Regions from separate parts of the Homo sapiens genome. Here region 2 is linked to region 1. Evidence: read pairs that join two places in POLR2A ChIA-PET (ENCODE). Cell type or tissue: Panc1. All regions are shown on one strand.

What was found. Peaks named below come from ENCODE experiments on the same cell type or tissue, not always from the same donor. Only the 100,000 strongest peaks of a DNase experiment are listed, where the experiment ranks them.
Region 2: POLR2A ChIA-PET joins it to region 1 with 13 read pairs; 3 of 35 experiments call an interaction of 5 or more read pairs at or near these places.

What each region holds. Positions count from the first base shown.
Region 1 is chr10:31,894,377-31,899,376 of GRCh38, forward strand. The region is part of intron 3 of ARHGAP12 (Rho GTPase activating protein 12); the gene reads right to left. Among named protein-coding and RNA genes, the nearest start is that of ARHGAP12, 32 kb to the right of the region's middle. In Panc1, no CTCF peak of the experiment used is centred here; a DNase peak (open chromatin) is centred at 2,384; H3K27ac peaks cover 346 bases.
Region 2 is chr10:31,832,512-31,837,511 of GRCh38, forward strand. All of the region lies in intron 9 of ARHGAP12 (Rho GTPase activating protein 12), which reads right to left. Among named protein-coding and RNA genes, the nearest start is that of ARHGAP12, 94 kb to the right of the region's middle. In Panc1, CTCF peaks have their summits at 4,468 (motif pointing right) and 4,668; a DNase peak (open chromatin) is centred at 4,550; H3K27ac peaks cover 640 bases.

The DNA of each region.
Region 1 (5,000 bases):
GCTGATAAGCAACTTCAGCAAAGTCTCAGGATACAAAATCAATGTGCAAAAATCACAAGCATTCTTATACACCAATAACAGACAAACAGAGAGCCAAATCATGAGTGAACTCCCATTCACAATTGCTTCAAAGAAAATAAAATACCTAGGAATCCAACTTACAAGGGATGTGAAGGACCTCTTCAAGGAGAACTACAAACCACTGCTCAGTGAAATAAAAGAGGATACAAACAAATGGAAGAACATTCCATGCTCATGGATAGGAAGAATCAATATCGTGAAAATGGCCATACTGCCCAAGGTAGATTATAGATTCATTGCCATCCCCAACAAGCTACCAGTGACTTTCTTCACAGAATTGGAAAAAACTACTTTAAAGTTCATATGGAACCAAAAAAGAGCCCGCATCACCAAGTCAATCCTAAGCCAAAAGTACAAAGCTGGAGGCATCACGCTACCTGACTTCAAACTATACTACAAGGCTACAGTAACCAAAACAGCATGGTACTGGTACCAAAACAGAGATACAGACCAATGGAACAGAACAGAGGCCTCAGAAATAATACCACACATCTACAACTATCTAATCTTTGACAAACCTGACAAAAACAAGAAAAGGGGAAAGGATTCCCTATTTAATAAATGGTGCTGGGAAAACTGGTTTGCCATATGTAGAAAGCTGAAACTGGATCCCTTCCTTATACCTTACACAAAAATTAATTCAAGATGGATTAAAGACTTAAATGTTAGACCTAAAACCATAAAAACCCTAGAAGAAAACTTAGGCAATACCATTCAGGACATAGGCATGGGCAAGGACTTCATGTCTAAAACACCAAAAGCAATGGCAACAGAAGCCAAAATTGACAAATGGGATCGAATTAAACTAAAGAGCTTCTGCACAGCAAAAGAAACTACCATCAGAGTGAACAGGCAACCTACAGAATGGGAGAAAATTTGTGCAATCTACTTATCTGACAAACGGCTAATATCCAGAATCTACAAAGAACTTAAACAAATTTACAAGAAAAAACCCCATCAACAAGTGGGCAAAGGATATAAACAGACACTTCTCAAAAGAAGACATTTATGCAGCCAACAGACACATGAAAAAATGCTCACCATCACTGGCCATCAGAGAAATGCAAATCAAAACCATAATGCGATACCATCTCACACCAGTTAGAATGGCGATCATTAAAAAGTCAGGAAACAACAGGTGCTGGAGAGGATGTAGAGAAATAGGAACACTTTTACATTGGTGGGACTGTAAACTAGTTCAACCATTGTGGAAGGCAGTGTGGCGATTCCTCAAGGATCTAGAACTAGAAATACCATTTGACCCAGCCAACCCATTACTGGGTATATACCCCAAGAATTATAAATCATGCTGCTATAAAGACACATGCACACGTATGTTTATTGCGGCATTATTCACAATAGCAAAGTCTTGGAACCAACCCAAATGTCCAACAATGATAGACTGCATTAAGAAAATGTGGCACATATATACCATGGAATACTATGCAGCCATAAAAAAGGATGAGTTCATGTCCTTTGTAGGGACATGGATGAAGCTGGAAACCATCATTCTCAGCAAACTATCGCAAGCACAAAAAACCAAACACCGCATGTTCTCACTCACAGGTGGGAAATGAACAATGAGAACACTTGGACACAGGAAGGGGAACATCACACACCGGGGCCTGTTGTGGGGTGGGGGGAGCGGGGAGGGATAGCATTAGGAGATATACCTAACGTAAATGACGAGTTAATGGGTGCAGCACACCAACATGGCCCATGTATACATATGTAACAAACCTGCACATTGTGCAGATGTACCCAAGAACTTAAAGTATAATAAAAATATATATATAAATAAAATAAAATAATGGATGTGATCCAGGACATCATTAAACTTTTTTTACTTTGAAAAAAAAAAAAAAAGCTAGTATGTAACAAATGTAAACATTTCTAGATTTATGGTCATCATCATAAAAACTCATTATTGCATTTTTAAAATAATATGATTCTAAGCTTTATAGATTTCTGGCCTTCTTCCTAAATGTCAGGTTGTCAGTTATCACTTTTTCTTCTGGCATCGTGTCAGCCTCATAGAGAAAAGTCCTATCATTTCTACTCCCCAGTTTCAGATCATACTTTCTAATGATAGGGACCTGGGAAACTTGATACTCAAGATTGATAAGACACACATATTAAACGAACATCAATGTGATTATGAGGGGGAAAAAAAGGGCTTCAGCAAAGTATATGGTTCTTAATAAACCATACAAAAACATCTCATAAAATCAGTGAGTGAGTTAGGCAAGGTGGCAAGATACAAGATGAACATGAAAATCAACTGTAGAACTTCCTATTTTAGCTCAGACATGTAACAAGCTTGGAAGTCATCATTCTCATCCTAACACCAAGATAAAAGCTGAACAAACTGAAAATAATTTATTTCTAGGACCCATTACAGAACCAAAGTCACGTGTCAAACCACTACCCCAAAATTTGGAGAGCAAGGCAAATTCAGAGTCACACAGATCTATTTCCCTGGAACAGAAACCCTGGAGCTATAAACTGGAAGGAACATTTAAAGGTCATTTCAATGAACTGCTGGAGGCTAAGTGTGGACTAGGATGAGAATGACTAACTTCTAGGAGTGGCAGTCTTGAAAGAAAGACCTTATACTTTTGTGGGGTTTACTTCCAAAAACAACATCAGCTTCCTACAGTAAAGAGCCAAGAAGATACTCCCATAGCTCTGACAAGGGGAGGGAAAAAATAACTAGTATGAAATAAGCCCAAGTCATTCATCATAACAAAGACTTACTTCCTAGACTTACAAAGACTTAAAAGGGTTTACCAGAGCCTTATCTGACCTGAGGAAAGGGCACTTCCCAGACTCCACATCCCTGGTCTTGCCTAAGGGAAAGGGTAAACTAAGAGACACTTGTAAAATTCACAGCTCATGACGCACACACACTAAAAGGCTAAGATTTAATCCTAACAGAACACTATCCCCTTCCCCATACTTTACCACCACTCCAACAGGCCTCCAGTACATCAACAGTGAACTGAGGGGCACAGGGTGGGAGTTGGGTGTGGGGTGGGGGCGCCTACCTTAAGTAGTATCTAAGGAAAATCTTAGATACTTAGTATCTAAGTAGATACTAAGGAAAATCTCTTAGAGACAAACACTGATGTCTGAAGAATTTAAAGCCTCTGGTACCTACAACTACAGCGAACATTAAAAGCAATCCAGTTTCTACTCAGATAACCCAATACCCCACTTCAGTTCCTATCACCTGATATATGGTGTCTGGCTTTCAACCAAAAATTGCAAGGCATGCCAAAAGGCAAGAAAAAAACAGTATGAAGAAACAAAGCAAGCAACAGAATCAAACTCAGCTGTGGCACAGATGGAACTATTAGACGGGAAACTGAAAATATCTACTATTAGGCTGGGTTCAATGGCTCACTCCTGTAATCCCAGCACTTTGGGAGGTCAAGGCAGGCAGATCGCTTGCGCCCAGGAGTTTGAGGCCAGCGTGGGCAACAAGGTAAAATCCCATCTCTACAAAAAATACAAAAACTAGCCAGGCTTGTTTTTGAGCCTGCTGTCCCAGCTACTTGGGAGGCTGAGGTGGGAAAATCGCTTGAACCCAGGAGGTCAAGGCTGCAGTGAGCCATGATCGCACCACTGCACTCCATCCTGGGCAAGAGAGCAAAACCTTGTCTCAACAACTACAGAATGGGAGAGGGGAGAAAATATTTGCAAATCATACATTTGGTAAGTGACCTCTACCTAAACTATATAACGAATTCTTACAACTCAATAATAAGGCAACGCAACTTAAAAATGTGCCAAGAATTTGAATAAATATGTCTCCAAGGAAAATATATAAATAGCAAATGAACATATGAAAAGATGCTCAACGTCATTAATCATGAGGCAAATGCAAATTAAAACCACAATCAGACACTTCCTACTCACTAGAATAACCATAAGCAAAAAGCCAGATAATAAAAAGTATTGACAAGGATGTGGAAAAATTGGAACCCTAATGCATTGCTGGTGGGATGGTCCTGATCTCTTGACCTCGTGATCTGCCCACCTCGGCCTCCCAAAGTGCTGGAATTACAGGCGTGAGCACCGCACCTGGCCCAACTGCATTTTTATATGCAGTCATATGCTGAATAACGTTTCAGTAATGGTGGACCACATACACAAACGTGGTCCCATAAGATTATAATACTGTATTTTTGCTGTACCTTTTCTATGTTTAGATACACAAATACTTAGCACTGTGTTATAACTGCCTACAGTATTCAGGACAGTCACATGCTGTACAGGTTTGTAGCCTAGGAGCAACGGGCTACACCATCTAGCCTGGGTGTGGAGGAGGATAGACCATCTAGGTTTGTGTAAGTACACTCTGTGATGTTCCCACAACAATAAAATAGTGTAACAACAACAAACAAAAAAAAACACGTCCACAGATGTTTATAGCAGAATTATTCATACTAGCCAAAAAAGGTGGCAACAATCAAAATGCTCCAAAAGTGGCAGATGGATAAACAATAGAATATTATTCCACCACAAAAAGGAATGCAGTACTGATACATGCTACACACAACATGGCTGAACATTGAAAACATTTAGTCAAGTGCAAGAAAGCAGTCACAAAAGACCACATAAATATGATTCCACTAAAATAAAAGGTCCAGAATCGGAAAATCTATGGAGATAGAGAATAGATTAATGGTTGCTTGGTGCTGAGGACCACAGACGACAGTGGGGTGATAGCTAAAGGTTATAGAAAACTACAAAACTCTAATGAACGTTATCGAAAACAGTCTAAATAAATGAAGACATAGTCCTTGTCCATGAATTACAAGACTATAGTGTTAAGATGTCAATTCTTTCCAGTTTGATCTGTAGATTCAATCCAATTCCAATCAAAATCCCAACAAACTATTTTGTAGATATGG
Region 2 (5,000 bases), 62 kb before region 1:
AGAAGCACTTTCTCACTGCTTTAGTTTCCTAGAAGCAAATGAATTTAATTAAAATGAGCTGAGTCCATAGTAATCATTCAACATTACTAAGCATTATCTGTATGAGACAATAGTCAATTTTAATTCAACTAAAGCACTCATACACACGCACTCTCTCTCTCTCTCTCACAAGGAAGAAGTATCCCCAATTCTATTTAACTGATTACTCTGCTATATTTTCTCAATGTACTTTAATCAGAAAATATACATTTTTCTGCATGAGAGATAAACATAATATTGAGCATTTTTTTTACCAATGTCTGAAAGTTTCGTCTGGTCTGATAAAAACTGACATCTGTAGACAAAGCTGACAAACTGCTATGTCAATTTACATTTTTGGTATACTGGGGACTTGGGAAATAGCCCATATGAAGTTTTATTGTAATTTTTTCATAAAGCACAGCTTAAATCTCCTTAGATACGCAAGTTTGATATTTTTCGTAAGAACTATGTTGCTCCTCAACAAAAACATTAATAACACAATTGTAAGTATGTGTGAGATTTTTTTTTTTTCTTTTTCTCATAAACCTTCATGTTGAGGGCTGACTTTCAACAGATCACAGCAAGGCAGCTGCATAAGATGTTAAAGAAGAACATTTTTAATTTGCCGCCTGCACCCCTCAAAAGCAGGGAGAAAACAATCTTTCCATCATATGGGAACTAAGTAACAACATTAATCTGAGTGGATGGGCACTGATTACTTAAGCTAGGGAACTCAGCAATTGGAAAGGCAGAGAGGTGGGAATTAAGCCCATTTTAAAAATGCCACAGCTGAATTTGTATTAAAAAAAAAAAAAAGCAGAGGCAGGAAGGAAACACAGGCATCAAAACAGGAAGAAAAATGGATGGCATAGCAGTAGTGATAGACAGCCTAAGCCTAAGGATGAGAGGGAGAGTCTAGATCAGGGATTCTCACCCAAATCAACGGATAGACTGAAACTGGAACATAACTGAGCATGTATATATGCATCACTCAAAGAAAAGGTCCAGAACTTTCACCAAATGGTCACAGGGATCAAGACCCAAGTACTAATGCTCTATTAATCACTCTAACTTGAACATAAAGAACAAAATTTGCTACACCCAAAACGTACAAATACAAAGAACAATTCCCATGCAATGTGATACATGCTATGAGAAAGCTATGCCTAACTCAACCTGGGAGAGAAAGACATCAGACAGCCTCCTGGGGAACTTGACACTTGAACTAAGGAACAGGAGTCAGCTAGACTGAAACAGCAGGAGATAAAAACAACCAACAGTGAAAGGCACAGGGGCTAAAGACAGCATTTCATATTTGAAGGATTTTAAATTCCCCCAAGTATTGGGTGAGGTGGAGAAGTGGCAAGAAATGAGGTAGCAGAAAGAATGCACTAAGAAAGGGTAGCATGACCAGGAACCAACTAGAATACTATTTTAATCATTACTATAAGAGATGATAAAGACCTGAATGTGGTGGCAGTGACAGAGAAAAGGGGCCCAATTTGACAGATTCAGAAGACAAAATTGACAGGGACTTTTGCTAGGGTGAGAGCAAAGATCTTGGGGAAACTGTCAAGCTTGAGCAACTGGGTAGCTGGTAATATCTCCACTTCAATGTTACTTTAGGGCTTTTCCTGACCACTTTTAAGTAAACTTCCCACTATTTATGACTGCCTCAGTTTGTTTGCCTTATTGTACTTACTACAGACTAAATGTTTGTGTCCCTCAAAATTTGTACGTTGAAATCTAATCTCAAATGTAATGATACCTGGAGGTGGGGCCTTTGGGAGATGATCAGGTCATGAAGGTGAAGCCCACATGAATCTAATTAGTGCCCTTATAAAAGGGAACCCTTGTTATTTCTGCCATGTGAGGACACAGCAAAAAGGAACCATCTATGAACCAGGAAGGTGCCCTCACCAGACAGTGAATTTATCAATGCCTTGATCTTGGACTCCTCAGCCACCAGAACTGTGAGAAATAAATTTCTGTTGTTTATAAGCCACTCAGTTTATATTTTTGCTATACCAGCCCCAATGGACTAAGACACCCTTAATGCAAAGTACAATTGTGTATTTTTTATTACTTTTATTACTTCATTATCCACTCCATTAGGCCGTAAGTTGGAACCACATCTGTTATGTTCATCAATAACCAGTGCCTAGTACTGTATCAAGCATGTAGTTGGCATTCAATACATATATGATGAAGTAATTTACCAATAAATTAACAGTACTATAACAAGAAAGAAATATGAGGGTCAATAACAGAGAAAATAAAGCTTTAACTATTAAATATCTAAGTTTTTGAATTTGACATAAAAATAAATAGGCAGATGGGTAATATAGGTTTGGATACACAAGTAAGAGTTAGGAAAAACATTTAAGGCAGGGCACGGTGGCTCACGCCTGTAATCTCAGCACTTTGGGAGGCCAACACAGGTGGATCACGAGGTCAGGAGTTCAAGACTAGTCTGGCTAAGATGGTAAAACCCCATCTCTACTAAAAATAAAAAAATCAGCTGGGCATGGTGGCAGATGCCTGTAATCCCAACTACTTGGGAGGCTGAGACACAGAATTGCTTGAATGTGGGAGGCGGAGGTTGCAGTGAGCCGAGATCGCGCCACTGCACTCCAGCCTGGGCGACAGAGCGAGACTCCGTCTCAAAAGAAAAAAAAAAAAAAAGAAAAAAATTTAAACAGATTTTTATTTCATACTATTTAGTATACTTTCTCTACATAATATGTGTCAAAATCAACCAATGTTTTTGTGTTGCTTACTAAGAAAGCTTCATAAAAAATATCTTAAGTCCCATAAAATATATACAAACTTATACATGAATATTTGTTGGTCTAAGTATTTGATACTCTAAAAGAAACTTTATATTAAAAATAAGCAGGAATGCTTTAATAAGGACTAGCAAATTATGGTTAAATTGAGTAACAATATTATTCTATCCTAATAGGCAAGAAAACAATAAACTTCAAATTCTACTAGGTAATCTGGGGAAAATTTCACAAGTTCATAATTACTTTGCAGGCTCCACAATTTCTAATTGATGTTGCATTCTTTTAGTAAAGTAGGTACTTCTCAATTTAGGCTAACAAGTGTGATATACCAAAATCAATACACCTGATCAAAATCCTTATCTTCAGTTAATTGTGTAATAATAAGATTTTAAAAATATAGAATAAGTAAACTTGCACAATTGTACCTATAGCATTGAAAAAACACCACTGTAATGAAACATCCAGAATGGGTAAATCCATACATAGAAACAGAATGCAGGCTAGTGGTTATCAAGGGCAGGGGACTGGGGAGGGTGAAATGGGGAGTGACTTTTAATGGGTATGGGTTTTATTTTGGGGTGACGAAAAGTCCTATAACAGAGGTGATAGCCACACACGTTGTAAATATATTAAATGCCACTGAACTGTACCCTTTAAAATGGTTACTGGTTAATTTTATGTTACATAAGTTTTATCTGAATAAAAATAAAATTTTTAAAGAGTCAATGGATATAAAAAGAATTAAACATTCATGTTTTTTAAAAAGGCCTTAGAATAGTAATATTCAATGAAAAAAATAAGCAACTTGTCCATTAATACTTCAAATCATTAAATTTTAAAATGTCTTTTTCTCTAAATTGATTAATGCATATTAATACCATAAGTGGACATACAATATCAAAGCTCAAGTTTCTGAAATGCATATTCTAAAACTTTACTCAGTATTCAGTAATTGGGAATTTTAAAATGCATATTCTCATAGGTACATTGGGACATATAATGAATAGCTTCTTAGATCAGCCCACAAAAACCTATTTAATCCATATTATAGTCAAATTGTAGACAAATATATTATTGACTTTTAAAAAATGTATATACTGCCTATTTCAAGCAGATTTAAAGGGACTACAAAAAGTAACAATCATTTAAAAATTAGAAAAGAAAAAGTTAACATGTTTAAAATTTATATTAAGGGACGAAATTTTAAATCTGGTGTGATTAAAGGAGATAGATGAGCAATCTGCAGGGATTTTTAAGGTGACATTAAGAACTGAAAATGATGATGGTATCATTTCCACTTCTAAATTTGCAGCTTCCTTCTTTCTTATCACTAAGCCTTTATACCAATCAGATTTTAACTCGCAAAGAAAGAGGGAAATATCTCCCTGTAGTAACTGGGTACGAGTGAGAAAGAGACGCAAGAATACCAGAAGCCATGCAAGCGCAGAGGAGGAACCAGAGGGCAGAGGGAGTGAAGAGATGTCACAGAGGGCAGAAACCTCCATGGGAGGGCACAACAGCATGGATGGAGCATTCAGGAAAAAAGGAATGCCATCTGGTGATGGAAAAACAGAACCACCTCTGGTAGAATTAACATGGCGGTTTGTTTTTTTCACCTAAAGGTAAAAAAAGATTGAAACAGAAGAAACATTGGCGAGGCAGTTCCCTGTGATGGCCATCAGAGGGTACTGTGAGTCCGGCATGGTCTAGCTGCTGTCAAACTTCAGAAAATGGATAAATGGGTGGTGAAATAATTTGAAAACAGTCCTTGTAACTGCATGTGCAACATTTAAAAACTTTGCTTCTAGGATTACTTAGGAATTCTCTTTTAACAAAATGAAAATAATGTATAAAAGATCTTTGTGGGAACTGTGCATTACCTACATTTAAAATAGTTTTAAAGGGTTTCCTACTTTTCTAGATGGACAGATTAAGAGTACTGTAGTAACAGTGCCTTAGATTCGTATGGCAATTCTTGCCAAAACCACCAAAATAATGTTCACTTTTATCGTTATGTAATGTTTATGTACCCAGTACTGTGCAAATAATGCAAAAGATAAGTAGATGCATGTAGTCTCTATCTGTCCTCTATTTAAACTTCTTTTAGGAATTTAAAACCTGGTAGGGAGACTAGAAGTACATATAATAACTTGCACTTATTCAATGCAATTAGTGACTTGAGAGTTCAGA